Linked DNA regions of Mus musculus: region 2 is linked to region 1. Evidence: chromatin loops called from intact Hi-C (ENCODE). Cell type or tissue: left cerebral cortex. All regions are shown on one strand. Links, peaks and the distances in the headings refer to the core of each region. The heading gives the core; the rest is flanking DNA.

Region 1 (16,100 bases), core at 5,433-13,432:
GTTTTACCCAAATGGCCTGAAAACTTATGTGTACACAAAAAACATACATGTGACACTTACAGTGCTGTCAATCATATCTGCCAACAGAGACACAACCAAGACATCCTTCTGTCTGGACTGGAGGAACTGGTACATCCCAGACAACAGAACAGAATTCAGTGCTCAAAAGAAAAGCAATTCTCAAGCCATGGAAGAACACTAAGCATGCATCACTTAGTAAGAAAAGAAAAAAAGCCTAAGCACAAAGATCACAGACTGTGTGGCTCCACCTCTGTGGCATTCAGGGAAGGGCCGCTCTACATGACAGTAGAAAGATGAATGGTTACTAGACATTAGGAGGGAAAGGAATCAGTACACAGAACACACAGGACCGTTGAGGGAGTTAGGCGACTACGTGAGACACCCTAATAGCAGACACATGTCTTCATGTGCCTGCCAAAATCCATACGACACATACCTCCAGCAGTGAGGCTCAGTGTGGCATGCACACGCTGAGGGGTGATGATGTTGGTGGGGGCTCACTGGGGTAATGACCGCTCTACTCTGATAGGGGATGATGACCGTGATGGAGACTACATCTGAGAACACCATACTCGCTGCTCAATTTTGAACCTAAAAACTCGGTTCAAATAATGAACACTTCATCAGAATACCTGATGAAGAGTGGGGTTCCAGACGAAATAAGCTAAAGATTGTAAGACAGTGGTACTCAAAGATCCCTTTGAGGGTTTTAGCCCTGAATGAAGGCACTGACCACAGGGTGAGGCTCATAAATTTCATCCTCTCATGAAGAATTGGGTTTTGCCTCCAGAGAGGAGGACGACGACTCAGAGAGGATTGCAGCACAAGGCTACGAGGTGTGGCGCATGCACTGAAGAAGGGAGGCGCTCCCCTGTGTACCACTACGTGAGGACCCAGGAGCAGGCAGAGAAGCTGGAGAGTAAAAGTGGAGGTCATGGACAAGGGGGACCAGAGAGAACACCATTGTTTTATGTCTTCTCTCTATTTTAGAGGGGTTCAACCTTTGGCCACCTCACAGGGGTATCACTTGAAAAACTAGCCTCGTCTGCCTTCTCATTTCACAGATGGAGCATTGAAAACACCTTAAGTCAGTCCTCATCTCAGGGGTCTCACGTCCCCCATCTCAGGGGTCTCACGTCCCCCATCTCAGGGGTCTCACGTCCCCCATCTCAGGGGTCTCACGTCCCCCATCCTCCAGGTCAAATCCCAAGGCTTCCATTGTTTCTTTGACACTTAAGGCTTCTTGAAAGACAGAGCATGGGTCTGGGAAGGTGGTAGAGGGAGTGGGGATGTCTACTAAGAGGCATGTGTTCAAGCTCTGTTCTCTGATGGGAAATGACAGCTTCCTGTCAGTTTGTAAAGGAGCCCAGGAGCAGAGCCATCAACCTTGGCCCTCCCTCGCCTGACTCTCTCATCTGTACAGAGCTTTACAGTTTAAATGGACAGAGAACCTTGTCATTCACAGCATACGTATTCTCAAACACAGAATCCTCACAACCAAGTGTGGTCGAGTACGAGGCCATGGGGATTCCTGACTGTAACAAGTGCAGAGCCAAAAGGGTTTGAGGTGCAAGTTCCGAAAGGGCCCCTTAGCCTGAAGCCGGCTACAGGGGCTGACTCTACAAGGCAGCGGCAAGCAGGATCCTAATTCTGGGCCATAGGAAAATGACACATGACATCATAGGCTCTGAGAGCTGCTTGGAAACTGCTGAAGCTCCAGAGGTGGGATCCGTAAGGCCCCTCCCCTTTTCCGCTCTACCACTCACAAATTCAGACAAGTTACTTACCTTGCTGTTAGCTCACTTGAAAGACAGCACCCAGTGGCTGACTGAATGAGGTGCACATGTGAGAGGCTCAGAACAGGGCCTGAAGCACCGTGGGTGCTCACCTGAGCCTCACCCTTGGAGGCATTTGAACGGCACATTTGCAGATGAGGCGCTAGTTCTGTAGTAGAAAAGGCATGCATGACCTTGAAACCCAGAGATGGGGCGTTTAGGCTCTGGTTCCATTTCCAAGTGACCTCCATGAACCCTCTGAGTCTTAGAACCTTACACTGCAAAATGGAGAAGGTAAAACTATTTCTGTCTATGGGCTGCTGTAAGCATCCAAAGAGATCCCGGTACGGGTGATGACTGGGTTGAACATCCAGTATAATACAGAGGAGGCACACTGAATGGTACAGGGAGGCAGTCTCAATGGTGGCTAGGCACACACCATTGTCAGGCCTTGCCAAGTGCAAATCTTGCCTCTATAATCCAGTAGCTGGTGATTTTGAACAAATTATCTATCCGTTCTTTGCCTCCACTTCCTCACTAGTAAAATTAGGCTAATAGTACCGACCCACCTTATTAATCTGTGGCAGAATTAAATGAATTAAGCAAGTCAAACGGTTGGAATACTACCTGCTACACGGCAGGGCTCAGGAAACGGTAGGTGCTCAATGATGGCTATTATGGCAATTTGGGGGCAATTATTAACTCAACCTCAGGCCTGCTATCTTGCCTAGCCAGCTTCTTAGAGATCAGACTATTAGCCTCACCTGCTGTCCGGCAGCCCAGGCCTCTCGGTGCCAATCCTCCACCAGGGCCACCGCCTCCTCTCCGCTCTCGGGGTGTCGTGCCTGCACCCAGGTCTGCACCTCCCTGGGTAAGATGGACAGGAACTGCTCCAGCACCAACAGTTCCAGGATCTGTTCTTTGAGGCGAAGCTCAGGTCTCAGCCAACGACAGCAGAGCGCCCAGAGCTGGCTGAAGGCCTCATGGGGTCCAGCTGCATCCCGGTATCGGAACTGCCTGAAACACCGGCGGGAAACCTCGGGGCCAGGGACGGGGCTGTGGCTCTCCTTCTCGGGTCTGGAGTCTGATCCCCACGAGTCCTCCTCCAGCTTCACAATCAGGAGGTCTTCCGGCTCTGGCGGAGGTGAGGCCACAGCCATCATCTGGCCCGGGTGCTTCACTTCAGCGGAGCTGTCTCATCTGGCTGCTTCCTGCATTGACAATGTGTCCTTCAAGGGGCTCCTGGGGGTTGGCGGGGACAGCTCCCCAAGACTGTGAAGGTAGAAAGACAAAGGGCACGGTGAGGGAGAGGACCCAGGAACACTGCTTCCTTCGCCTCTCTCATACCTTCCACAACCTCTGTGGAAGTCTGTGGAAGTGTCTCTGAGGCTTCTCTGAGACACTGCTTTGCAAAGGGCAGGAAGTGAGACCGTGATCAGGCACCAATGTCAGCACCCAGTTCCCTTTACAAGAAGACAGCACCATGCTACATCTTTTGGGACATGCCTAAATGTTTAATCCAAGAACCCTGGACCTCTGGGCTTTGACCCTAGTTTGGCCTTCCTCCCTTCTACACCAGGTTCCAAAGCCAACCTTCCCCAAAGCCGGACCCCAAGAGGGTCACCTTTTCCATGAGACCTGCCTTCTGAAACTTGAGCCTTGGTCCTCGTCTAGGGATGGTCATCTGGCAAAATCCCCCCCTCACTCTCCAGTCACCCCACACACCAGATATCATTCACCATCTCTAAATTGAAGTTTCTCGAAACTCCAGCCAAAGCTGTCTGCATAGCTCATGGCTCCAACATTTCCACTTGACTGTCCTCTAGATACCTCATATTCAATGGGTCAAAACCAAATGTACCTTCCCCAGCAATCAGGGGGCCGAGGCAGGAAGATTCTAAGTTTAAGACCAGCTTGAGCTACAATAGCAAAAAATAAATACATACATACATACATACATACATAAAGCAAATAAACAATAAAATCCTAGTTGCCATCTTTTGTGGCAAGCTCCACAAAAACTACATGCTCCCTGATACAAGACTTGTCCTTGGTCACCAGCTTTTGTGGCATCTCATGCTCTCCCTTGCAACCATGATCACCCTATTGTAATAACCACAGTGCCCAGACCACAGCTTCTGAAGGCTCTAGCACAGTACTCAGTGCATGGAGAAAACAAAGCAGACAGTGATGTTGTGAGCTCATGAGGACCGGAGCACACTAGCCAAAGGACAACTGGTGGCCTGCCCACATCAAAAAGATTCCTCTCTCCCCGACTCCCACCTTCCCGTGGCACTATCTTTTATTACACTCTGTGGAGACACGTGCACGTTGGCACCTATGGAGGTACAGCCTCTCTGATGACACCCATACTGGGTTCTCTTAGAAAACAAGCTAGTCGTCGAAAGTCTAATGGCATAAGACACACCCAACAGGAGGCCACTGGCTGCATCCAAGTAGGAATGGCACAGCAGGACCAGAGGCAAAGGATGGCAGCATCTGGTATTCTGGGCCATCTGACTAGGATGGGTAGAGGCAAGGGTAACAAAAGATAGAGACTGAAGCCGGGCGTGGTGACGCACGCTTTAATCCCAGCACTTGGGAGGCAGAGACAGGCGGATTTCTGAGTTCCAGGCCAGCCTGGTCTACAGAGTGAGTTCCAGGACAGCCAGGGCTACAAAGAGAAACCCTGTCTCAAAAAACAAAAGCAAAAACAAAAAGATAGAGACTGGCCAAAAAGACTTCCATGTACGTAGGAAGATGCTTAGAGAACACAGGGCCACCGGGCTACTTCTGGCTATCCCTCTGCTACATGTGGCTACATGTCACTTCCTCCAGGCATTCCTTGGTGTGCTCTATCATGCCCGGCCACCATCCCTGCTCCTCCCAAAGCAGCTGATACATGGCTCTGAGATAAATGCTCACCCATGGTTTGCAGCCACCCACCCCTACAATGGACAGTGCCACTGCACTGAGGTATACCAGGCCAGTATGGGACCCAGCCTCATAGACAACAAATACCAGTGCCATTAGAGATTTTGTTGTCTTGTATTAAATATGTAAATCTGTTACATCAAAAGTCTAGAATGTCCATGATTTATATTGAAGAATTAATGTTTCATAACTTTTTTTAACACACATTTTCCCAACACACTAATCCAAACACACAATCTGTCACTGTCATACACAAGGAGTAACCTGTCAGGCATTCACAGAATACCCACCATATGCCCTGCACTGTACCGGGAGCTACAGATCCAACAGTGGCTGGGACAGAAAGTCCCTTCAGCCTTCACAAAGTTACAGTCTAGGAACAGACAGTAAGTTGGCAAGCAAAGACTCCTACACTCCTGCATAAAGGAGACACCCGCCAGGCAATGACGCCACCAGTCACCAAGCCAGAGCCGAGGACATCTTCTGGGGGAGAGAGATCCGAAAAACCTCAAAAGTTCATTTCAAACAAATGGAAGAAACCCTTGTCAGAATCATATATCGATCTATCCATATGGCCTAGACTACGGTGGGGGAAGGGAGGTCCACACTGTCAGTCAGGAGCGTGGCAAGAGCATTCTCCAGCCCTGAGGCCTCCAGAGATACACCGAGGCCTCCAAGAGGTGCCTTTTATCCACACTAAGTACAGTCCTAAACATTCTCCATCTAGATTTGCACAGAATCCTCCAGACAAGGAAGTAGAGGGACCGTCACTGACCTATAACACCCATGACCCAGGAAGACCAGAATGGAAACGGGCTGTCTCCAATTCTTCTGCCTCGTGGTCACACTAGAAAACCTGAGCTTATGCCAAGACTGAGTGCTCACTGAGTCCTTAACAAAGGACTCCCAAGCTATGATGTATAGAGAGAAACAGAACTTCTCAAAGAGAGAAGGTAGGGAGAGGGGGGAAAAGAGAGAGGGGGGAGAAAAAGTCCTAAACCCACCAAGTGTCTGAGCTAGGACCTAGGCCCAGGTTAGTCTCCCACCATTTTCCGTAATCCCGTCACATCCTCCTACCTGCTAGAATCATGCCACGGGAGACAGACAAGAACATCCATGGAAGAGTGAGACTTCTGCCTCTTAGCTGCTGTGTCACACCGTGCAGGTCAGACAGCCTCCTGTCCTACCCAGCTCTTATCACAGGCTAACTTGTGAAACAAGAATAGAATAAGCAGGCAGCGAGCCTGAAACGGAAAAAGTAAATACGGGCAGGGACTGTGACCCATCGTGGAGCCCTAAGAGGACGGCGAGCCCAGGACGTCCCCGGTTCTTCAGTCTTCTCCAAGAGAAACCAGACCTCTAGAGTTCACATGCTGGCAACGGCCAGAATTGCTTCAGACACGTGAGGGACTTCACCCCACGTGGGCTGCCACTATGTCTCCTCTTGTGGTGCTACTCCTCATGTCTCCGCTACTCCCCGCCTGCTTTTCTTTTTGTGAGCCTTTCTTGGCACTGAATGGAAGCAGCGTGTCTTTCCTACAGCATTATTCCAGACAGAAGTCTGAATAAATAAATCACAAAGGTTTCACTTCCAGTTCCCAGAAAGACTTAGGAGGGGTGCAGAGTCCCCAAATGATGAAAGGGTACTCAATCAAAATCAGGGCCACCAGAATTCACTGTATAAAATTCTCACATTTAATTTAAAAACAAAAAAACAAAAACCTTTTTTTTTTTAAGTTGTTCCACTTTACCACAGGGAAGCTGAGCGGGGCCTTGGCAACTGGGTACTGGATGTGAATGCGGAGCTAAGTTCCCCCCCCCCCTCCACCCACTCCTGTGACAACAGAGGAGGAGAGAAGATGCTCCCTCGGTCCAGAGAGAGGACCAGATTGGTTGGGATCCTCTAAGCAGCTGGGAGCTCCCAATGGTTGTCAGTCCTACTGGGCTAACTATGCAATCTATGGCTGTAAGAGGGGAGACTCGCATCTAAGGACTGGAACTGGGGGTGGCAGATAGGCCTCACTTAGCCGACCATCCTCCATCATGGGGGAAGCTACCTAGAGGAGTCTGCTGAGAAATGAGCTCCATATGGATATATGTTGTGATCAATTAGCAATGGCTGCCGGGCCTCAGGTAAAGGAAGCCGCTGTATGCATCCCTATGTGTTGGCCAACACTGTCCTTAAGCCCCCAACAACCTCAGCTCCCAGCAGATATCGATGTCAGGAAGAAGATTGAAGCTCACAGCCCTGGAAGTCCGTAGCCATTTTCAAACGTGGTCTAACAAAGCTCCCCCTGAGAGTCTTTAGCCCACATTCACCAAGTCTTTACTCATTTGCTGGATCTACATTAGATGTCTGCTGTTCTGGGCTGGACCAAAGAAAATGGAGATGATCCAGACACTGCCTGCCCTGATGAAGCTATCTAGTGGAAGAGACAAATAATAATAATGATAATTAATAAATTTAAAAGTCACAGATAATTATATTAATCCAATGTCATAAAGAAAGTGTGATTTGGGAGCTGGGAAGTTGGAGGTGGCAATTTGCTTAAGGAACTGTTGATTTGGTTCTTGAGTACAACGCAGAGAGAATGGGGGAGGGAGGTTACAGCAGAGAGGCAGGCTATGAAATAGTAGAGAAGCAAAATGGCCCACCTGGAGAATGGGAAACACCTTGGCAGCCCCGGAGCGTGCAGTATGGGAAAAGTGGGCTGCAAAGAGCATTATGAAGAATCTACTAGATCAGATTCCATTCAACACGTGTTGCATGCCAGGGATGGATTCCAAGCTGGAGAACAAACGGAAGGTATACAGTTGAGGGTTTCAACAGATCACACTAGCTGCAATGTTTCTCCGAGTTGGAGAAATGAAAATGTGGACACTTCTGCAGAGGCTCCCGGAAGACAGAGGTCATTTTAAGAGATACTAAAGAAATGGCAAGCCTCGAACAGTGTACAGCAAACGGCGTGGATGAAGAAGAATGCAGGCGCAGGTGGAATCAGCTGGTAAAACAAGTAGGTCAGTGGGCGGGTCAGCAGGGGTGGGCGGGTCAGTCGAGGGTGGGCGGGTCAGTAGATAAAGATGCCTTTCACTTCTATCAGTTATGAGGAAAGAAGTACAGGTTTGGGATTGAACACAATAGCCAGTCCCGTCACAGATGACATGAACGCAGGTGTCGAGAATGAAGCACTATTTTAAGGTCAGACTTTCCGCTCAGGGCCTCTTCACTTCTTTGCCAGGGCCCTTGAGTTCTCTCTTCCCTTGATTGTGCTTTTCTAGACCCTAAGGTAACTTCCCCTCACAGCCAAAACGCATCTCTACCACCTTACCCACAGACCTCGGTAAGACCCGTCTCACTGCCCGCCTCTCCAACTCACTCTTCATCCCGACCCCTCGGTGACCCTGCCCATCTCCACACGCTGCAGCCTCTGCCCGCCCGCACTCCCGCCCCGACACACACACACACACACACACACACACACACACACACACACACGCCACGATGCTTGCTTTCCCCTCTCACCTTCCCAGCTCCCCTCCCCCGCGGGTACCACCACCTCCAAAGCCTCCAGCCCAGCGCCTGATTCTCAACTGCACCCCATCCGCCACCCAGACTCACCCACAGAGACACCCACTTCTCAACAGGCCGGAAGTGCTCCCGGGCTCTTGCAGGGGATGCTGGGACGCATAGTCCCAGCGCCGCCAGCCCTGGAACCCGATCTCTGAGACCACAACTCCCAAAAGGCAACGCGCGAGCACCGGTGGCCACTCCTCTATCGGCCGCCTCTCAGATGACGTCAGCCAATGAGTGCCTCATCTTCTCAGGCGCTCTGGTACCGGAACAAATCTTGCAGGGCCAATGCCTGGGGGGGTGTAGCTCGATACTATTCTCTTCCATTGGTTCTGCGGTGACGGTGCCGCCTACTGGGTGGAGTCTAGATTAGAAGGGCGTGGGGTCGGGGTCTACTGAAGAAGCGTGGGGCCCCCTGGGTTGAGCTGGAGAGAGTAGGGAAAAATAATAAAAAAAGGAAAGAGGGTGAATACAGTGACCATCTATTGGGCAAGAGAGAGTTTGTCTGTTGTAACTACAATTTCAAATTCACAAATTCACAACTTAGTTGAGTGGTTTGGCAGAGTTCTATATCTCACCTCTTCACTTGTGAAGTAAGAATAATAGCATTCATGTGACAGGTTTATGTGAGGCATCAGTGAGGCAATAAACCTAGAACTGTTAATTCGGATCCAGGATCCAACTATAGATAGCAGATACTAGCCATTTTTATGTAAATTAGTCTTACGGAGTTTGAATCCCTGGGTGTCAGAAACACGTTAATCCCTGTAGCTGAATAATCTTAGTGTAATACTTAGTTGCTTTGTTCCACGGTCCTGGCTAGTTTCATGCGAACTTGACACGAGCTTGAGTCATCAGAGAAAAGAGAGATTCCGTGAAGAAGATGCCTTCATAAGAGGGACTATGGGAGAACTTGCGGGACTTTCTCGTAATGATTGATAGTGGAGGGCTCAGGCAATTGTGGGTGGGGCTACCCCTGGGCCGGTGGTCTAGGGTTCTGTAAGAAAGCAGACTGAGCAAGCCAGTAAGCAGCGTTTCCTCCATGGCCCCTGCATCAGCTCCTGCCTCCAGGTTCCTGCTTTGTGGGAGTTCCTATCCTGGCTCCCTCCAGTGACAGATTACAACGTGGAAGTGTAAGCCGAATAAACCCTTTCTTCCCCAAGTTGCTTTGGTCACTGCGTTTTGTCATAGCAATAGAAACCCTATGATAAACACTGTAAATACTCTTGAGGTATGAGCCATCTAATAGGAAGCTGGAAATGTGGGTCTTGTAGTCAGTCAGCCATAGATTCAAACCCCAATTCATACATCCCATCTGTATGTCCTTGAACAAACAAACAACTCCATCACGATTGTCTTTTTTTTTTTTCAGCTGTAAAATTTAGGTGACAGAACAAAACCTCCATCTCAGGGTAGGTTCCTGGGAGATTAAAGATAATATGTAGGTAAAACATGGAGTCCAGCCACTTGCTTTCAATGTGGGATCTATGCCTTGATACTCCCTAGCTGCAAAGCCTCCAGCAAACTCCAAACGCCTCTTTTGTAAACATGTTTGTGTGGATAGATGCACTGTGCATGCAGGTGCATGTGCCTGTGGAGGCCTGAGGTCAAAATGAATGCCCTTTTTGGAGCATTCTCCACCCTGATTACTAGAGTGAGGGTCTCTTACTGAACTGAAGGATCCAGCTAGGTTAGCTAACCCATGAGCTCTGGGAATCTGCCTGTCTCTGCCTCCCCATCCCACTTGCCAGTACAGGCGTTACCTATGGCACTGACACTCCTGGCTTTTATATGAATGCTGAGGACCTGAACTGAGACCCTTATTGAACATGTGGCAGGTACCTTATCAATTGTGCTACCTCCCTGTGGTGACTTGAATATCCTTGGCCCAGGGAGTGGCACTATGAGGAGGTGTGGCCTTGTTGGAGGAAGTGTGTCACTGTGGGGGTGGGCTTTAAGACGCTCTTCCTAGCTGCCTGGAAAGAGTCTTCTGTTTGCCTTCAGAACAAGGTGTAGAATTCTCAGCTCCGGGCTGGTGAGATGGCTCAGTGGGTAAGAGCACCTGACTGCTCCTCCAAAGGTCCAGAGTTCAAATCCCAGCAACCACATGGTGGCTCACAACCATCCACAACAAGATCTGACGCCCTCTCCTGGAGTGTCTGAAGACAGCTACAGTGTACTTACATATATTAATAAAATAAATCTTTTAAAAAAAAAAGAATTCTCAGCTCCTCCAGCGCCATGCCTGCCTGGATGCTGCCATGCTTCCAGACATGATGATAATGGACTGAACCTCTGAACCTGTAAGCCAGCCCCAATTAAAGGTTGTCCTTTATAAAAGTTGCCTTGGTGTATGGTGTCTCTTTATAGCAATGGAAATCCCAAACTAAGATACTCCCCTAAACTGCTAAGGCTTCAGTTTCCTCGTCTGGAGAATGGGTGTAATAATACTGAAATCTTCCTTTGAGTGTTGTTGGGAAAAAAATATGCAAAGTTTGTGAAGAGCTTGTCTCCCTCCTGGCGTTCATAAGGTTGAACGACTACTGGCTATTATTTCTATTGAGACCCATGAAACTTGAGCAAATTTGACAGTAGCTAGCATTGGGAAAGGGCTCACTACGTCAGCTAGTATTGCATTTGGGGGAATTCTACATCTTAGTTTTAGTAACTCACTTCAAATTCCTTAGCTAGAAATTATATTCTAGCCGGGCAGTGATGGCGCATGCCTTTAATCCCAGCACTTGGGAGGCAGAGGCAGGCGGATTTCTGAGTTCAAGGCCAGCCTGGTCTACAGAGTGAGTTTCAGGACAGCCAGGGCTACACATAAAACCCTGTCTCAAAAAAAAAAAAAAAAAAACTAAAAAGAAAAAAAGAAAGAAAAGAAATTATATTCTGACTTGTTTTGTTTTGTTTTATTTTGTTTTTTGAGATAGGGTTTCTCTGTGTAATCCTGGCTGTCCTCGAACTCATTCTGTAGACCAGGCTATCCTCAAACTCAAGAGATCCACCTGCCTCTGCCTCTGCCTCTGCACCACTGCCACCCGGCTTCTGATTCATTGCTTAATATATCAGTGATTTACTTAGCGTATGTAGTGTGCTGGTATTAACAGGTTACATTAGTACACCTTGTTCAATTGTTCCCGAAGCTCTGTGAGGTTGGTACTGTTACCCCATTTTATGAAAAGGATGGAAGCTTAGAGATATAAATAAATTAGCCTGCTCAAAATCATATGCACAGTAAGTACCAAGGCTGGAATTTGAAATCCTAAAACCCCAGAAGTTACATTGCTTGCTGCCTGACATTTCATGAAGAAGAAGCTAAGGACTTGGGTAAACATTGACACCGTAAGGAGGGCTGAGTGGGCTGAGTGTGTTGGATAGAGTGTTTGCGTCTGAAAGTGGAAAGACACTTTTGCAGGGACCTGTGAGACCTCCACATCAGCCATTCTATCCTAAGGAGCTGAAACAAACGGAGCTAGTGCGCAGAAAGAGAAATATGCTATTAGGTCACAAGAGGGCGCACCTCACCCTAAATCCAGCCTGGGATTGTAAGATGTCTCTTTGCCTTTGTCTAATTAAAACCTAGCCTTTTAGAAGTGGAAATTTAAAAAAATAAAATAAAATAATCCCTAAGAGACCAAATCCCAGCCAGAATAAACCTCGGGTTCTGCCTGTTTTGGCGGCATGCTGCATTTGCCAATGTGAATCTTTTCCGCTGACAGGACTAGGCTCTGAGGATAAAGACATCAGTCTTCGTCTTTGCTTCAGGACCCAGTCTCCAAACTCACAGGATCAAGTACTCCTAGCCGTAAAACACACTTCCAGGGCACATGTTTCCAACATATGAGTATTTGCTTATAAATGATACAAATGTAGTAATATAAAACATCGTTTTAATTTTTTTAGGATTCTTATTTTTTTAATTACGTGCATGTGTTAAGTCTGGCATGTTCACATGAGTGCCAGTATACTCTGAGACCAGAAGAGGACGTCAGGTTCCCTGGAGCTGGAGTTAGAGGTGGTAATGAGCACCTGCCCCAAAGTGAGTTGCTAGTGCAAACTCAGGTCCTTGTCAAGAACAGTATGGATTATTATCATCGAATATAGATTATGAATTCAGTCCCGTAATAATAAACTCCTATTGAACACATGTGTGATAAACTGGGTGGTTTTCTTATTCTTTCAATCACATTAACCCATTTAAGTCTCACAAAATACTGGGGGTGGGGGGTGGTGCTATTCCATTTTACAGAGCAGGAAACTGAGGTACAAACTAACATACGAAAGCCACATAGTTTAAAAAGTAGGCAATCTAGCTTCAGAGATAGGTACGATTTTGAAGAGAAAAAGAAAAATAAAGCTGGGCCAGATAATCCACACACCCATAATCCTGGCACTGGAAATTCGGAGGCAAGAAGATTGGGAGTTCGGAGCCATCCTCGGTTACTTAGAGAGATCCAAAGCTAGGCTAGGCTGGGGTTCGGGGTGAGAGGAGGAGAAAAAGAGAAAAATCTTAATATAGTACTTTCTTCCAAAATGCTGTCCCAGGCTGGGAGCTCAGCACAGACCTCTGGAGAAAGCGACTGATGGCTGAGCTTAACCTTACAGGCTGTTGTGCAGGTGCTCAGGGAAAGGTGTTGTTCGTAAGGAAGCAGAATGTGCAAAGGCCCGGGGGCGAGGGTTCTCGAGAGCGAGGTGCTCTGGGAGCCACACGTGGCTGGTGCCATACAGCTGGAGCATCCAGGGTGACGGTGTTTCTCTGAGGCTCAGGAGGATGCACTACATGAGAACACAGCTTCATGTGTTCCCGGAAGGAGAAATGATCTGTCTGCCTCCCAGTTGTTTGGACCTCAGCTGTCAACTCTGTCATAGCCTAAAGTCACCTGAGAGGAAAATCGCAACTGAGAAATTGCCTAGAACAGATTGGCCTGGGGGTATGTCTGTGGGAGGACTTGTCTTGATTGTCATTTGGAGAAACACATCCAGTGTTAGCCACACCAATCCTAGGCAGTGGCCTTGAACCCGATAAGAAAGCAGGCTGAGCATAAGCCGGCTCGCAAGTGGCACCTCCATGGTTCTTGCTGTACTTCTTGCCTGTGAAGTGAGCTCCTTGGTTGGACGATAATGCTGTGTGAAATAACAAGCAAGCCTGCCTTGAATTTCTGCCTTGACGTCCCACTTCGACAGAGTGCAACCTGAAATTGTTGAGGAGGGGACCACAAACAAACAAATAAAAACCCTTTCTTCCTTTAAGTTGATTTGGCCTGGGTGTTTTATCACATGCACAGAAGTGAAACTAAACAGCCTCTATGGCACTTGATGCAAAAAGACCCACTGGCGCACGAAGGTCAGGCTGAACTTGACCTGGCCCCAAGTTCTGTAGCTTAGGAAAGCCTTCCCTCCTTCCTAGCGTGCCCATGAATTTCCACCTTCATTTCCCGCTTTGCTTTCTGCCCCTTGCATTTCTACTAAATAAAAAGTTCAACCATGCCACGCATTTCATGAATTTAGCAAGTTTACTGAGGATTTGAAGATCTTGGGAATGTCACATACCCCGCGGACACCTTCCATCTCTCAGTTTTCCTCATTCAACCTCCAGGCCCCCCAAAACCTGTGTTCACAGCACGTGGATTCCTGCGCTGCAAAAGGCTGACTTCAGCCTCTTAGACCCACTGTCCCCGACCCTGCACCTACAAACACACCAACTCCTTGACAGGCAGGCTTGCTTCCCTTCCCCCAACCCCACCCCAAAATTCACATGCACCACCCCACACCAGTGCTGGCTATGGCTACCCTAGCCTGCTCCTCAGCCAAGTCCAGAACCCACTCTTTCTCTCCTCTTCCTCGGGCCACAGACAGTAGTCTCCTCTTCGAAGCAGCCGAGCCAGTCTGTGGTAACCCGGAAGCTGGTGCCGAGAAATGGGTTCCAAGAAGACTAGCAGCAACACTGGAGGGGACGGGGCAGCCAGGAGGAGAGAGGTGGCCAAGCGGAGCTCCAGGCGGCATCGGGGGTTACACAGGGCCTGCCCACTCAACACGCAGAGTGTGGTACGGCTGCTCAACATGCTATCTACCACATTATCAACTACATCCTTACCAGGCTCAAAGTCACGCTCGGGGAGACAGAGGCGCAGGCCCAGGCCAGCTGGAAGGAAGCCCTCCAGAGCAGGCAGAAGTTCCTCTATCACCCAGCCCTGGTCTTGCCTGCAGTGGGACACGAATACATCAAAAAGGAACCTCTTCCCCTTGTCTCCCTTACCCCTCAGACCCTGGAGCCAAACCCTGAACAAGGCCTGCAGGTAGGGGATCCAAGAGTTCCTGGCTTCTTGGAGGAGAGGCAAGGCAATTAGCATGAACACCAAGGCAGAACTAGCCAAAAAGAGTTTCAGCTCCAACGTCTGGGGGCAGTGGTCCCAGAGAAAGGAGGGAAGGGAACCCCTAGCAGAGAGCCTGTCTTGTCCTGGACATAAGCGATTGTCTCTTATGTATATGTACGTTTTAGTGGACCGCTTAACCCATGGCTCCATCCACGCATTGGCACAGTGGCAGGCCAGGTTTGACTCCAGAATGTATATATAGTGGGGCATCTGAGGGCTGTACTCCCTCAGACTGTCCTGCAGCATCAAGTCCTTCTCGTATTCTAGCACTAAGACCTGGAGACTGTGCAGGCGCTGGAAAGCAGCAGCCGACAGTGACTTGAGGCCTGTGCTGGATAGCACTAAGGCCTGGAGCTGTGGAAGGTCACCCACCAGCTCCTCCAGCTGCACCGAACGGGGCTGGGTTATGGACTGAAGCGACGCCAGCTTCAGCTCCCGTAGGCTGGGCAGCCCAGTGATAAGGCAGGGTCTGGAGCTGTTTCCAGCACCCCATACCCTCAAGGACTGAAGTTTGGGGAGCTGCCAGAGGAAAAGGTTGGAGGTACCCTGGGAGCAGAAGGCATCCAAGCTGTTCTTAAGCAGGGAGAGCTTCTGGAGAGCAGGGAAGACCCCAGAAGCATTCTGGGACCCCAGCTTCAGCTTCAGTCCCCCGCCGCTTATAGTCAAGGTCTCCAAGGAAGGAAAGATCGCTGGGGACAGCGTCCAGTGCTCCGTCGTGCCTGAGGCTATATGAAGCTCTAAGCTGGTCAGATACATGGGCAGGAACAATACTGCCGGAGCAGGGAGAGCGGGAAGCTTCAGGCTCAAGGTATGCAGATTCTTTGCTCCCCAGAAGCCAGGCTCTGGGCTCATCCGTATTTGGGTATCTAGCAAGCTAAGGGTGGTCAATGCAGGCAGAGCCGCCAACCAGTTCTTACCCAGGTGAAGCAGGGGGTTTCCATCCAGCTTCAAGGTCTCTAGTTGCTGGAGCTCCTGGAATAGGTATCCCTCCAGGGAAAGCAGCTGGTTGTACCGAAGCAGCAGCTCTCGCAAGTGGGGTAAGCAGGAGAAGGCGGCTGGAGGCAGGATGCGCAACCTGTTGCCTGACAGATCCAGAGTCGTGAGTCCTGACACATCTCCCGTCTCATTCATGCACAGCACGGCGCTCTGCAGTTGGTTTCCGGACAGCTCCAGTCGCTGAAGCCTAGGCATGGCAGTCAGGAAGCCTGGTGGAAGCTTGGTTAGGCCAGTGCTTGAAAGACCCAAGGTCTTCAGGCTGTGGCAGGAAGCCAGAGCCTCCTGAGATATAGATCCTATCTTGCTTTCTTTCACAATCAAGCCCTGCAGCTCAAAGTGGGCAACAGCCTCAGCAGCCAGCTCGGCCGTGGCAGTCTGTGCATACAAGACATCGAGTTTCTGAAGTCCCAGGCCCTTCAGCCACAC
Region 2 (16,100 bases), core at 8,053-16,052, 90 kb after region 1:
CCACGGTAGGACAATCTGCTTCGGGTTGGGCTCTCTATGCCGTCAAGCCAGCTGTGGTTCATTCCTTTTTTTGTTTTTAACCTCGTTTTTGTTTTTATTTTATTTAGTTTTAGTTTTTGTTTTCCTATAAGAATGACAAAGCTGTCAGGGCCCTGCAGACATCAGGGACAGAAGCTGTGGAGGCGACTTTGACATTTGAGTGATTTATAGATACAGAAGGTGGTGTCTCATGTGCAGATGACTGAGGGTGGACAAGGGACTCTGTCTGGAGAAGGTGCCTAGAAAGGAAGAAGCCATCCACGTGCCTTTAGAGTGTCTGCAGAGAGCAGAGCGTGGGAACGTGCATGCGGATGAGGCTGTGGCCAAGATGACAAGCACGCTGTGCAGTGTGCAGGGGAGGGCCTCAAGCTGAAGTTTGGAGCTGTCTCTTTAACTCCACCAGTGTCCTGGCATGCGCTCCTTGCGTTACTCAGTCAGGCAGTCTTCAGCCTGCCCCTCTGCCAGGTTAGACTTTACAGGTGGATGACAGACGTGTGTGTGCGTGTGCGTGTGTGTGTGTGTGTGCATGTGTGTGCGTGTGCACGTGTGTGTATATATGTGTGTGCACAACTGAAGCACCTGGTTTATTGTCAGGATTGTGCCCAAGCCTAGCAGTGGGTAGAGCCTGGCAAGGGTACAGCCATTCCTGGCTGCTTCCACAGTTCGACATTAACCATGAAGACCTCATGAAGCCCCTGGTGGCTTCCCCACCTCCCTTGCCTTGACCTCCTCCTCAGTTCCCCAGCAATGACCCTGCCCTTCCACTAGACCCTCCGGAGCCTTGCTGCATCGCTCATTGGCTTGCTAAGACCCCAGGCAGGCTAATTGCCTTTGCCATTCATTGTCTTCCAGATTAATGACTTCTTGTGTGTGTGGATGCCCACAGAGTCCTCTGTGGATAGCTCTGTGGACTTCACTATGACTTCTTTCCTTTCTCGCCACCTTCTCTCTGAGCACCATGTCTGACTTTTTTTTTTTTTTTTAAGGAATCATTTTAAGGTATGTGCTAAACGAGAAGTACTGCCCTATCAGAGGATACATACTAGGCACATTGCATAAGAGCCGTTTTTGCAGACGTGGTTTAAAATATGTAAATTTTTGAGAAGCTAGACAGGATGAGTGCCAACACAGATGTTGAAGGGAAGATACACACACACACACACACAAATCTTGCCCAAGGAGACTCAGAGCCTTCCTGGGAAGGGAGAGCCATCCATAACTGCAGGGGTCAGGGTCAAGGCCCCTCTTTGGTGCCACTAAACCTCCTCCCTCTCGGGTCTCAGTTCTTCAGCCCAGCTTGCTCATACAGTCTGGCTTGGCCCTTGGAGGCCACATGAGAACTCCGGGCTGGGGGGGGGGGGTTGGGGGGAGGGACTGGGCTAATTGGCTGATTTTGATGCATGCTCAGGTCTAAAAGACCACTGTGGACCAGGAAGTTTACGCTTTCAGTTATCTAAGTGACAGAGCCCATTCAGCAAATCTCAGCTCTAAGCTAATGGGGTGATCTATAACAACAGCCTGAACCCCACCTGGGATGATCCTTCCTGGCTCTGCCTAAAGAAGCCTCCTAAGACAAAACCTGAGCTGACTGAGCTAAAAGTTGTCTTGCACACCTAGTGGAAAGCCTTCGGGCTAAAAACAGACCGTACACTTTTAAATGGAAGGCAGCCGAGAGAGAATATACGATCCAGACTGCATGCGGCCCGCAAAGCTTAGCTTATATACTGCCTGGCCCTCTGTGGGGAAAACAAAAACAAAAACAAAACCACATCAAGTTGTCTAACCGCTGGTACACCTGTGGATTCATCTTGCTTCGCACCTCACTTGGTCATTTCCTCAAGAGCAGTCAATCGCTTTTGTTCCCCATCCAGTACCAAGTACATAAGATGAGGAAAGCCTGGATGAGTGGGCGTGAGTGGGCTAATTGGATGGTTCATGAAAGAGTCAGCTCTCGGCGCCCCTCCCCACATGCGAAAGGAGTGATTTCCTCCCCTCTAAGCGGATGGGGGAACATCAGGAAGTTCATACTAACACAATTTTCTCTTTTCTTTATTTAGTAAAACCAGTTTGGGCTTGTCCCACACCTTAAAAAACAAATAGCATTATTAGCCTTTAAAACATCCTTATATGGCAGAGCTATAAACTGCAGGAGTATACAGCTTGTTCAGGTGGATTCCTGGTGTCCAGAAAAGTGTCTTTGACAGCAGGCTGCAGGCATGGCCTGGGGGACACTCCCCTGGGATGTGCACCTGCCTGGCCCACAGCTCTGCTCAGACAGCTCCACGGGGAAGAAAGCAGCCTCACGGGGAACTGTCTGTCCGGGGAGCTGTCTGTCCACTTTCCGCTTCCTAACCACCCCAGTCTCTCTGCCTTTTCTTCCCAGAGACTCAGTCCAAACTAGCTACTTGCTGTTTATAAGTATGAAAAAGGAAGTAGGGTATAGAGTTGTAGTTGACAGATAACAGTGAAATATTGATTCTACCCCAGTGGGTCCATTCTCCTGCAGATAGTAGGGAGCACATAGGAGTCCAGGAAGCTGGAGGTAAACTGGTGGTCTGGGTAAAGCCAACAATGACGCTAAGGGAAGAAAGGCTGGTAGTCACAGTAGACCACAGGCTTCCTGGACATGCAGGAACATTAACTGCGGTTAAACACTATAACTTGAGGCAGATGAGTACAAAGAGGCCTGAGAGCTGGATTTACAAATTGTGAACTATTTATTTGCTTAATTTTTAAAGAGTTACTTTAAGAAAGAAGAATGTAAATATTTGGGGGTTTTGTGTATTTTACTTCCATATGTCTGCGCATTGTGTGTGTGCCTGGTCTCCATAGAAGCCAGAAGATGGTGTCCGACCCTCTGGAGCTGGTGTTATGGTGGTAGTGAGCTGCCATGTGGGTGCCAGGAACAGAAACCAGGTCCTCTGGAAGAACCTACAGTGCTCTTATCTGCTGCGCCATCTCCCCAGCCCCTATTTTAACCTTTGAGACAGACTCTTGTGTATCACAGGGTGGCAATGAACTCTCTGTAGCCACGACAGTTCATGTGGTTCTGGGGGCTTGGACTCAGAGGTTTCTGCACATTAGGCAAGCACTGTACCAACTGAACCACATCCTCTGCCCTTTGGGATCACTTTCAGGGCTGTGATTAACTGGCATGAGAAGCGGCTGGGGCAAAGCAGAGCAGGAGAAAGCCCCTTCGGAGGGCTGAGCCCTCTGCTAATGGACTGAGCCAATGTAAGAGGAGGCTGGGAGGAGAGAGTGGAAGAGGGAAGCTCAGATTTCCAGCTATTTGTAGTGTGATGTGCAGTAGTTTTCAGGCAGTCGCCTTGATAGTTTTCAGGCAGTCGCCTTGAGTGCTGATAACCCAACCACCACATGAGAAGTAGCCTGCAAAGAACGTTCCGGGAGCAGCCTCACTCTGGGCATCTGAAAGACAGCTGGCACAGAGTGTGGGAGAGTTGGAAGCATGAATGAGTGACTAGCTTCCAGTCTCACACTTCTCTCAGACCACATATGTTCATGAGAAAATGCGTGACACGTGTGTCACATGCACACACGCATGCACGTACACACATATGCACACCTGCACACACATACACTCAGTCTTATATGCCTTCAGTTTAGGGAGAGATCATTTGTTCATACTTTCTCTCTTTCCTCTCCTCCTCCTCCTCTTCTCCTTCTCCCTCTCCCTCTCCCTCCTCCTCCCCCTCCCCCTCGCCCTCCCCCTCCCCCTCCCTCTCTCTCCTTTATAAGAAAATTCCTAGGCTTTGAGGGTCTGGTAAAAAGTTCATGTCCAAGCCAGCCCGGAGAGCATCAAATTACACGCACCTCATTCGGGCTGTTCTGGAATGCTCTGCTTTGTAGCTGGATCTGGGGCTGGTGCTATTCTCTCTGGGAACTTGTTCCCTGTCTCTAACCACTGCTCCACAGCAGCACAGAGAAGCCGAGGCAGGGGAAAGGGGGTGGGGATGCTTCAACTAAGTGTGTGTTTGTGCTGCGCCTGGGGCTCTGTGTTTAGCTCACCTTTTCTTTGGATTTTCCGGGTAACTCTTCGTCAGTGTTATTAGCATCATTTTACAGATAAGGAAAGAGCCCATAGAGAGGGGTTGGGTGACCTGTCCACAGCATCCCCACTGGGACAGTAGCAAGAATCCAACAGCCTTCTCAGACTAAGCTCCTCCTCTTTTCTTACATGGCATACTGACTCTCTGACTCCATGCCCAGAGTGTGTGGAGATTCAGGAAAGAAAGGCCGCCTCTGTCCCTTCCCTCCAAAGCACTGCTGGGCAGCTTTTATTTTATTATTATTTTGCTTTTGAATTCAGTTACAGCAAGGGTCATGTGGACGGCTCTGTGACCAGCTTTCTATGTATTGTGTGAGAATACTTAGGAACAGAGAGAGCCAGCAAATATTACACGCTCCCTACTCTTTCTCCAAGTGTAGTTTGGGGGTGGGGGAGAGCAGGCAGCACCTGGGAGAGCTGGCACTGACTGGCCTGGCCTGGCCTGACCTTGCTGGGATGATTCTCCTGAGACTGCTGTTATTAGACAGAAGGCTGTAGGAGCCCAGTTCATAAGCACCAGCTGGCCCATGCTGTAGCAAGCACAGGAGAGCCTGCATCTGGTATGTGAACTAAGTTCAAATACAACACGAGCTTTTCCTGACTCTGTGGCCTCGGGGAAGTCCTCCTCTGTTTTCTTGTGAGAACGGTGATAGAGTGACCCCTCTGCCTGGCAGGAGGACCAAATGAGATCACGCATAGTACAGCTCCTGTCTCTAAGCAAGTGGCTAGAGCTGTTTCCTTCACTATGCCAGTCCCAGAATGGTGGCCTCCTACCCAGGAGCAATCCCTCACATCTGCATGCGTGGCTTTAGAGGTGCCCATTTATCCCTGCAGTGTGTCTGTCCAGAGGATCTGTTCCCAGCCCTGACCCTGCCATCTCCTCCTAGTGTTGGAAAGGGCTAAGCTTTACAGTCTTACAGGATCTGAGGTAGAACCCCCGTGGCCATAGGACAGCAGGGTACCCCAACATAGTCCCTGGTGTTTGCCTTTCTAGAGTCAGCAAACTTGTCAGCTCCCCCCCCCCCCAAGAACTACAAAATGTCAGGTGACCCTGTAGGCCACTTGAGACTGAGCCGTGGTCCAGGGATAGGTATGACAGGAAGAGAAAGGAGGGCTTCTCAAAAATGTCCACACTAACGTGCGAGCCCTGGAACGGTTGTTCTGCAAGCCTGGCAATGGGGTGCTTCTCGATCCCTGTCCCACTTAGGCTTGTGGGAACACAGCAGGGGCAGGCTAGCCTGTCTGGGCTAACCTGCTCCAAGCCAGACCAAAGCCAAGTTGGAATGCAGATCATGCAGGTTCTAGAAATACTAGGAGTGTGTGTGTGTGTGTGTGTGTGTGTGTGTTCATATATGTACATATGTGTATATGTGTGTGCATACACATGTTTGTATACTTTATAGGGAGATTCAATACAGAGAGAATCTTACAGTGATCTTTTATAGCATTAGCTACTAAGATGTCTATGTGCCAAAAATGTACAACTCTACTAGGCTACTTAAAAAGAAAGAATTAACTGGGGCTGGAAAGATGACTCAGCAATTGAGAGCACTGACTGCTCTTCCAGAGGAAGATTCCCAGCATTCATGTGGTGGCTCACAACAGTTCAGTTCTAGGGGATCTTATGCCTTCTTCTGGCCTCTGGGGACCAGGCATGCAAGTTGTGCAGAGACATATGTAGACAAAACACCCATACTCATTTTTTTAAATTGACTCTAGCCAGACATGGTGGTGCACAGATTTGTAATTGTAGCCACTCCAGAGACTGGGGAGGGTGGTTGTAAGCTCAAGTCCTGCTGGAGCTACAGAGTGAGCATAAGGCCAGCCTGGAGAGACTGTCTCAAAAAGCAAAGGTAGAACTGAGAACAGAGCTCAGTGGTCTTGCATCATCCTGGTCTGTGCAAGGCTCGGGACTCAGTGCACAGGCCAGGCTGCTCTCCAAACCTTATACTCTTGGGGTGCAGTGGTGTATGCCTTTGAGCAGAGGCAGATGGCACTCTCTGTCTCTCTCTGTCTCTCTCTGTCTCTCTGTCTCTGTGTGTGTGTGTGTCTCTCTCTCTCTCTGAGTTTAAGACCAGCTTGATCTAGAGACCAAGTCCCAGGTCAACTGTGCTACATAATGAGACCTTGTCTCAAAGCATATATGTACTCATTCAAGCAAATGTGGTGTCTTGCTGCTACCCTATCTGTTTTGCAAAACCGGACAATGAGTGAGAAAGAGCTCGACTTGGCACGAGCGCATGTATGTGCACTCCGCCCTTTTCACACTCACTCCCTGATCTCAACCCTCCCCCTTTCTGAACTCATACTGTACTGAATTCTTGTCAATTTTGTTTAAAAATGTTTCCTTAGGCCTACGCGTCCTGGTTCATCTTGGCAGAGTCTGTGTGAGGTAGGAGGTAGGACATTATCATCTCTGCTGGTGCTGATGCTTCAAGCCCAGCTAATTAATGGTGCAGCCTGGGCTGGAGGCCAGGCTGCCTGAGCAGGATCTCCCGTGTGTGCCTTGCACAGTAACTGGGTCTTTACAGCCATCACATCAACACCTCTTTCCTGTCTGTCTCCTTACTCCTTCCCCAAGTCAAACTTTATATGTAATGGCCTTGTTCATTGAGCCTGAATCAGGACCACCAACTTGAGTAAATGTGTCCATGCTGTCTCAAGGTTTCAAAGGCGTCACGATCACAGAATAGTGTCACGGGTGCTTTGGTGTCTCTGAGAGCTCTCTTGAGGAGTGAGATGTATCAGCAGGACTTCAGGTCTATTCTTCACACAGCCAACGCCACTGTTGCTAGCCATTCACAGTGTCCAGTGTAAATGAAAATACCAGTCACCACCTGCTGGGAAAGTCAGCTGGCCTCTTGGCAGATCAAAGATAGGGAGGGCTAAGGAGATGGCCTAACAGGTAAGAGCACTTGCCACCAAGCCTGGTGACCTGAGTTCAGTGACCAAAACCCACATAATAAAAGGAGAAAACCAACTCCAACAAGTTGTCCTCTGACTCTACAGTGTGCATGTGAGTGCACACATGCACACACACACACATACACACACACACACACGTGCACACGCACACTGAGTAAATGTGACAAAGGATGGATGAAGACAAATGTGACAAAGGCTGGGCTCTAGGAAGAACAGACATGTTCCTGGCTGGCACAGGAAAAGCCGATTCTGCTAGGGAGGTGGGACATAGGGAGTGGCCTCAGTGAAGGGTAATGGGAGACAGAACGCTGGACCATGCAGCATGGGACAGATGGGGCAGATGCCTTGGGAATGTCTCTGAGAGCAGCCAGCTCTGTGCCCCTTTGCATAGCTGCTCTTCCATTTCTATCAGGGGAGACACTCCATTTGTTAAGTCTCTTCTCTCAGTCCCCTAACTTAGCACTTTTGAGGCACTTCATGTGGACCATCTCAGGCACATGGCCATTCCTCTTTCATCTCTTAGAGGTCTGAGAGTGGCCTTCTGACAGCGGCTTTCAGCCTTCGGTGCATCAGAAACCCTGCATGGCTGGTCATGACACAGTTGCTGAGCCCCAGTCTTGGAATCTCTGCTTCTCTGGGTCTGAAGTGGGGCCTGAGAGCTGACAGTCTTGGGAACCCTCCTGAGGCCACATGTTGGGACCCCCTGATGTGACCCACAGGGCCCTTACATTGGCGAGACTGAGTTATGTCTCTGCAATTTTCCTACAAGCTTCATCTGACCTCGTTTGGCTCATGAGAGTTAGATGTAGGCAGTACACTTTAATACTTTCTAGGGCTGCCGTGACCAACAAGGTTGTCTGAAACTGAAGAGAACTTTGTTCCTCTGAGTCCTTCTGGCCTCTCTGGTTTGCTGCTTGGCTTACAGCAATGTTCACCAGTCCTTGCCTCTTTTCACTCCTCACATCCACTAAAGACCTCAGGGAGACTGGCCCACCTCAGAACCATGAGACTGAAGCTTCCTGAGCCAAGACAAACCCCGCCCTCACACCTTACTCCCCAGCCCAGCCCAGAAGGGGTAAGATCAAATCTTTCTCTTTCTTCTGCGAATGCTTGTCAACAAATCAGCACCAGGTTGGAGCATAAACGCTCGGTAGAATCTGCCTTTTCTATGGTACCAAGAAATATCAGGCCTCAGCAGGAAAAGGCTGCTGATGTGAGCGCACGCTCTTGTGTTTTGCTATGAGGTCATTGTCTGGCTTGCTAGAGCAGTGGTCTGCTCTAGCTATGCCTCTGACACTTCTGTCTTGTTGCCTTTCCTTAATATACTTGGTTTACTTTCTTTGATTACCTACATACACCCCCGCCATGTGTGTATGTGTTCCTGTGTGTGTGTGTGGGGGGGGGGGGGGGTATGAGTGCATGTGTATAGGCGCATGCATGTGCATGGAGTCCAGAGGTCACTGTCAGGTGTCTTCCTCTATTGCTTATCCACTTGATTTTTTTAAGACAGGGCTTCATACTGAGCTGGGAGCTTGCTGAGTTGACTAGACTAGCTGGCCAGCAAGCCCGGGCGGGGATCCTGCCCTCTCTGCACCCTGCCACCCAGTGCTGGGGTTCCAGGTGCATGGTGAGCCGTCCAGCTTTTTAGGTCCTTAGGGATCAAGTTCAGGCCCTTGAGCTTGCTGGGCACGCATTCCATCCGCTGAGCCATCTCCCTGTTCTCTTTACCTTGATCTAGGTTTGTAAGAGACACGGCAGGCACAGAGGGAGGTCAGGAGGGAGGTTTGAGCTGCCCAGTGCCTCCGTACCTTCACAGTGCTGCCGGAGCTCTGCGAAGGATGGGGGTGTAGGGATTCACCCTGCAACCTGGAGGTGGAAGGGGGTCTCCCCTAGCTCCCTCAGTCTAGAGAACTGAATTTTCAATCATTGTCTCCCCCCTCGAAGAGAGAGGCACCCAGGAGGAACCCTTCATGCTGCCTTTTCAGACTCTACACAGAGGCCAATATGCTGGTACCAGGAGCAGCCATTGTGGGGGGGGGGGGCCCTAGACCTCTCTCTTCCTGTCAAGCCCTGATCCCATTAGAAAGCCTCATCCCGCTGGACCTGCGGTCTCTGGTGAGGGTTTAAGAGCTGTTTTCACTATCTTCCCCCTCTGCCTCCCTGGAACACCATCACAGCCATAATCCACAGCAAATGGATTTCCCTGACCCTGGGGACAAAGGCCTAGTGTTTCCTAGACTTGGCGGCTCCTGAAAGGACAGAACCATCAGCATTTCTCCAGCTGCCGGGTCTCAAGCCCTGTAGGCCTCAGAGACCTGTAATAAGATCGCTATCCAAGCCAGTTCCAGTCAGCACATCGCTCAAAGTGGTCCCTTGTGGTTGGGAGGGAGGCCTGACTGAAACAGGAACGGCAGCTTTGGAGCTCAGCCTCACACAGAACCACACAGTGAGTTGGAACCAGAGAAAAACATATTTCTAGTTCTGGCTGTCAGCCATTAGTGAGACTTGGCTGTGGTTCACAGTGGGAGTCCACAGGGGTGGGTGGCCTTGGGACGGAATAAGGCAGTCATTAGAAGGAAGAGAAAGGGGAATGAGACTAGGAAGAGGAAATTGAGGAGGAGTGGATAAATGTTTAAAGCATGGGCGCTGTGAAATGTACAGATTCATATTTCTCATGTGGCAGGCAGGCCCTAACGAGAGTCCACAGACAGGCACGTTAGTAGCCCTAGCTAAAACTCCAGGAGGCCTCCTTTGCTTCCCACCCACCCCAAGCTTTGAGGCAGAAGGAACGTGTGAGGAGGGAGAGATGGAAGCTTTGCCACACAAACTGTAGAAGCAGAAGTTGAATGCTGCCGGAGTGTTCCACGCTCTTTGCATGAGGAGACCAACTCACTTCTGGTTTCCCCTCAGGATGAGTCCCAGCCCTCTGGCTGGGTAAGTCCAGTTAGCCCTGGCTGCTGGGCATCCCTCCCATGGTCCTAGAAGAGTCAAAGCCATGTTACCTTGAATAAATCATTCTTTTCCTCAGAAACTAGGCCTTGGTTTTTGTCTAGGAAAAACAAGGGAGTTTGTGGTAATGTCTGATTTCTGGAACTGTTTGATGGGTACATATGTGTAATATCGTGTATGTATAAATGATGTAGAAGGATGGTTTTGTACAAATATTTGATAAACAGTAATTAGAGGATTCAGCCGAGTAATCTCCATTACTTTGCTCTGGTATGTTCTGACAGGGACTGGGCCCAGTGTCACTGCAACAGTGGGCCAGGTCAACACACCTGGCTTTGGACTGCCAGTTTTGTGATGCCCTTAGATAAATTAGATAGCTCCTCCCCATCTGTCTCTGTCTATATCTATATTTTGAAACAATCTTACTACTCTATAGTCCAAGCTAACTCAAACTCATCATTTAACACTTTACTCACAGTAATCCTTCTGCCTCAGAACACTTGGCTTAGATAATTTCTTATTGACAAAATGGGACATTAATAACTACTCTCACAGTAGTCATGAGTATACCCAAAGCATCTACTGTCGAGTAAACAGGCAGTGGTACTGAGCCATCTCTACGGGTAGACTAGAGACCACAGGTAAAAGCTATGATGAAACCATGAGTAGTTTATGTTCTAAAAAGAGGCAGAAACTAAGCTTTCAGGGAGCAGAAGGAGCAGGGCCTGAAGCTCCAGGCATGCAGGGGTACAGTTGACACCATGGGTACAGGAGCAGACACCAAGAACATGACTTCCTTGCAGTAGGCCATTATGAATGTGAGACAGGCAATCACCAACTGTGCCAACAGCCTTCCCATTGGATGGCTTAAGCGACGTAATGATTGACTATGAAGGGGGAGGACTTCAAGGAAGCAGCATTCCATGCTATTCCCCAGGACTCACCTGCACTGCTGACCTGAACAGTATGGTAATGAAAACTGGAAGGAAGGCATTTCGGGGGACAGGGACAGCGTCAGTAGCCACAACAGTAAGCCCGGGGGTGAGATACTGCCAGGTAACCAAGATTTTTCAGGTCAGTCACAATAATCCTGAGCCCGAGGGGTTGCAGCGTGTAGAAGTGGGAAAGACAGGAAGGATCAACACAGGTCCTGACATATACCAGGTAGCTTGAGGGGACCTCTGTGAGTCACAGAAACACTGGTAATTCAACAAATGGCACAAGAACATCTGGATGTCCACATTTCCCCCCACGGAGTTGCCCCATGATTCACTGCTTCTTACATAGTAGAGAATTACAACATTGTGCACAGTGGCCGTTGCCAATGGTGGAAACAACCTGAGTGTCATAGGCAGGTGAATGGAGAAGCAAGCTGTGGTATACACAGAGAGACACACATGCACATATGCAAATACATATGCATATATATGCAAATATATGCATGCATATACATACACACAGAGAGATGTGCACACATATAGAAAGAGGAGTATTAGTCAACCCTAAAGAGGAATACAATTGTTGCATATGATACAATGTGAATAAATGTTTAAAACATTGTGAAGAGGACAGAAGATGTAGCTCCATTCATCTAAGATGTTAGAAAAGGCAGATTCATAAAGGCAGATCTCAGACCACCAGGGGCGGCTGGACAGTGGGGAAGGAATTGCTGCTTAATGGTCACAGGAATTCTAAAACAGAAGGTGGTGGTGGTGGTGGTTGACACCTGAGTGTAGTCAGTGTTTTTGCACACTTTGAAAGGCTGGTGTGCAAACCAGTCTGGCCTGCCTTTCCCTGTCCTCTGCATGAGTGGTCCACAGAGACCCTAAGAGCATGCATCTGGGAAGACAGCTGTAGCTACTAAAAGCAGGAGCTCAGACAGAGGGAGCCAGAGAGACAGTGCATCATCAGTGAGCATGCGCTGTAGCGGGAGTGAGCAAGTAAGTGTGTGCATGTGGGAGACATGTGCTTGGTCCAGCCTGTGTGAGGGATCCTGAGAGGAGGCTGAGCAGTAAGGGATGCTGTCTCAGAGAACCAGAGCCAGGTCAGTGAGGGGTGAGAGGGAGGGAAGACAAATCAGACTGAGAGGAAGGGGCCCATTAGTGGGCTGAGAGCTGGGCAGGATGCATCACACAGGGGGAAAGTGGGAACGAGGGAGCACGCTTTATTTCCAGAGCGCTCAGTGGGAGGAGCATGCGCACCAGGAGGACACAGAGCAGGGTGCAGCCATAGATGCATGGGTAGTGGAGGGTGAACGTGAGCACAGGTGTCACAGAGAGCGGGGACCGGGGTCAAGGGAACAAAACCAAACGAGCCCCTCAACGAGAGGAGGTGGGGGTACGAAGCCATGCGCAAGGCCAACAGAGAAGGGTGGGCTCTGGCCAGCAATGGTAGGAGACAGCTGTGTCCCCAGTGGCTAAGGGAAGTGTCAGTCTTGCGTGGGAGCCATGCTGTTCTTACTTGGCAGTGTTTCCACAGAGGAATGCCACTAGTGTTTGACAACAGGGCCTGAGTACACACTCTGCAGCACCTGTTCAGCCAAAAGCAAAGACTTTTTTTTCCCAAGACAGGGTTTCTCTGTATAGCCCTGGCTGTCCTGGAACTCACTGTGTAGACCAGGCTGTCCTCGAACTAAGAAATCTGCCTGCCTCTGCCTCCCAAATGCTGGGATTAAAGGCATGTGCCACCACACCTGGCGTGATGTCTTAGAACGTGAACTGAACCCCAGTTTTGATCAACATTTAGGAAAAGGGAGATAACGACCCTTTGGGGCAGCCTGTGTTTGGAGGTTGCCATCGTTACCTGGTTAGCCAAGGTCATAGTTGTGGGCTACAGATGAGACAGCATCTGTATCAGTTGCTGCACAGGCGTGAGGACTAGAACTCAGATCCTAGCACCTGTATAATGGCTCGCCCAGAACTTGGTGCATGGGAGTGGAATACAGAGAATCCCTGGAGCAATCTGGCTAACCAAACTAGCCAGAACAGTAAGAGCCCTTACCTCATAAGATGAAGAGAAATGAAGAAGGTGCCCAACATCACCCCGGACCCCCACATTGCTGGAACACAAATATGCATTTAGGCCCACCACATACATAATCTACAAAATAATTTTAATATATATTTTAAATTTCACTTGATAGCTAGCTTTTCAGTTCCTGCAAGGCCAGGAATGGAGTGTTGCATGGCTTTTCATCAGCCTAGACTTCTGTTCCTGGAATATAGATATGGCAGATCTCGACAGAGCCAGGTACAGGAAATCCTTGCTGGCTTAGCTGTGCCATTGGCCCACGCATCTCATCCTCGTCCACAGGCATCCTTAACAAATGATCAGCCATCATGAAGCCTGGTTCCAATGCAAGGCGGGGCCGAGGGATTCGTGGACAGGGACCTCTGTGGCAGTAAAAGCAGACAGGCCTCAAGGAGAACCTGCTTGGTGGTCCAGGTCACAAGCAATGGGTATTTGACAAAGCACCCACTTGCCACCCGGAAGTGGCATCAGCTTCCCAACCTCCAACATTCCTGCCATTTGACCTTCACATACCCATGCATGTGAGGTCTGAAGGTTGACATCAGGTGCAATTACTCTATCTCCCTTATGTGTAGGGCAGGGTCTCTCGCTGTACCCAGAGCTCCATTTACCTAGCCTGGCTCGCCAGCTTGCTGTGGAGATGCCGTATCTGCCACGAAGGCTCCAGGAGCACAGGCAGGCCATCACATCCTTCTGGCATTTATGTGGGTGCTGCATCCGAACTCTGCTCCTCAGGCTCGCCTGGCCAGTCCCCCTGTTGAGCCATTTCTTCAGCTGCCTTCCTGTTCTTTTTTTTTTTAATGCCACAGTGAAACTGTCTGAAGAAAGTGGCTTGAGGATTGTCAACCTCAGATTGAGAGACGGCATTAACATCTGGTTCAGTTCTTTACACAAATCAGTGTTTTCATTAATATGCAAAATACTATCTTCCTTTATGAATTTGGTGTCATCTACAAGGAGAGGGTTTGATGTCTCTGACAGATGATACATAAACAAGATGGATATATGAATGGATGGATAGATGGATGGATGGATAGATAAGATATTGGTTGTGTGTGTGCGCGTGCATGCGCTTGCAAACAGGAAAGAATAGAGAGAAGGTTTAGAAAGATAATGAAATATCAAAAGCAGGGCTTGCACTCAGGCCTGATGCACCTCGCCCACCGCTCTTCACTTCTTTCCCAAGCTTTCTCCATCGAGGCACTGGGCTTGTGAGGCTGGGCGGTGAGGGCACACATCTGGCTCACAGAATGGTGGTGGTGAGGGCACACATCTGGACCACCAAATGGTGATGGTGAGGGCACACATCTGGTTCACAGAATGGTGGTGGTGAGGGCACACATCTGGCTCACAGAATGGTGGTGGTGAGGGCACACATCTGGGCCACCAAATGGTGATGGTGAGGGCACACATCTGGACCACCAAATGGCCTCTGAAGGAGTTTCTGGTTCTCCCTCCTGGCTAGGACATCAGATTACTAGAGACTGCATCAAACCTGTCGTGGGGGAAGCATGATTTATTGGAACCAGACAATGGGAACCAGACAGGGACAGTGTCATAACCATGGCAGCAGTTGGCGTTTGGGGGAGGTGACTGAGTAGGTGATAGCTTGCTGGCACTTGGCATGGCCTTTTACTTTGTTCTTCGTGGACTGTCACATTTGATGGGTTAAGAAACAGGGTGCAGCCGGGCGTGGTGGCGCACGCCTTTAATCCCAGCACTCGGGAGGCAGAGGCAGGCGGATTTCTGAGTTCGAGGCCAGCCTGGTCTACAGAGTGAGTTCCAGGACAGCCAGGGCTACACAGAGAAACCCTGTCTCGAAAAACCAAAAAAAAAAAAGAAAAAAAAGAAAGAAAGAAACAGGGTGCTGTGTATGGTCCCCAACTAGAAACTGCCTAAAGCAAGAATCAGACCCTAGTCCATCAAATGTTCAAAGCAGAGTTTAGTTAGCCACCCAAGGTAGAACTTGCCCCACACTGAGTCCCTCGGGCATGGAGAGGACTTAGAGCAGAGACTGCAAACACCTGAGGCTCATTAGCCTCTCAGAACAAAACAGCCATTTCTGTCATTTCTTGATTTGCCTTTCTCCCATTCTGTCCTCCAGAGCTGTGGTTCTCAACCTTCTCAATGCTGCGGCCCTTTAATACAGTTCCCCACATTGTGATAACTCCCAACCATAACATAATTTTTGTTGCTACTTTCTAACTGTAATTTTTTTACTGTTTCATAATGTAAATATCTGTGTGTTTTTTTTAATGATCTTAGGGACACCAGAGGGAGGGTCATTTGACACCCCTCCCCCCCAAGGGCTCACAACCCCTGGTAGAGATGGAGATTTTTAAAATTTCACTTCTTTCACTACCTAGGCTGTGTAGAGCTGGTATAAGTTCAGGTGTTCATTTTCTCCATCGAAAGATGAAGAAGTTGGAGGGGTGTAAGGTGATCCCTACCTGAGAGAGATTGTGCCAGAAGCCCTCCTCCCTTACCTCTCCTCCATTGCTTCTAGCAGAAGACTTAGAGTTCAGAGCAGACACGCCTGATTTCAAAAGTGTCCTAAAGAACCGGTCCTGTCCATATTCTTCTGGGGTCTAGTGACTCAAAGCCTCAGTTGAGAGCTGGGTATTGAGCTCTGAGTGTTGGGAAGGCCGAGGTAGGAGGATGGTGAGTTTGAGGCCAGCAGAGAGCTACATAGAAAGATCCTCTCTCTAAAAAAAACGACACCAATGTTCAACAAAAGCCTGAGTTCACCGGTGGCCCTGTGGCAGCCTGCTTGGAAAGCTGGGGTGCGCCTATCCAGTCTCACTGGCTGAGCCACAGAACAGTTCTCAGACTGCCCAGCCACCCTCAGCTCTGCAACTGCTTACGCCCCTTGCGTAAATGCATGAAACCTATATACATCATCCCATGTGTTCCAAATAAGCCCTAGATGTCCTCTGCAGCCTAACAAGCTGGGATGCTAAGTAGCTTGTACTGTTTTATTTGGGAATTAGCCAAAAAAAGGGGGGGTTCCATATATGTTTAATCCTGACACAATTTTTCCAAGTGTTTTCCACCCTAGGTGACAGAATCCATAGAATCAGAAGGCTGGGAC

The links. Hi-C counts contacts between places; a loop is a spot of excess contacts. Peaks named below come from ENCODE experiments on the same cell type or tissue, not always from the same donor. Only the 100,000 strongest peaks of a DNase experiment are listed, where the experiment ranks them.
Region 2: it touches region 1 in a loop (5-fold over the local background); 22 of 42 quality-filtered maps call a loop at or near these places.

What each region holds. Positions count from the first base shown.
Region 1 is chr4:128,601,645-128,617,744 of GRCm38, forward strand. It overlaps Zscan20 (zinc finger and SCAN domains 20), which reads right to left and starts at 8,454. Exons shown (of 8, transcript NM_177758.4): 1 at 8,350-8,454; 2 at 2,561-3,068. The coding sequence starts at 2,959. Tlr12 (toll-like receptor 12) reads right to left here. Exons shown (of 1, transcript NM_205823.2): 1 at 13,802-16,100. The coding sequence ends at 14,091. In left cerebral cortex, for the core only: CTCF peaks have their summits at 8,662 (motif pointing left) and 11,816 (motif pointing right); DNase peaks (open chromatin) are centred at 6,232, 6,546, 7,719, 8,527 and 2 more places; H3K4me3 peaks cover 1,828 bases; H3K27ac peaks cover 698 bases.
Region 2 is chr4:128,688,841-128,704,940 of GRCm38, forward strand. All of the region lies in intron 1 of Phc2 (polyhomeotic 2), which reads left to right. Among named protein-coding and RNA genes, the nearest start is that of Gm33712, 31 kb to the right of the region's middle. In left cerebral cortex, for the core only: CTCF peaks have their summits at 9,408 and 11,851; DNase peaks (open chromatin) are centred at 9,525, 9,768 and 12,422; H3K27ac peaks cover 2,229 bases.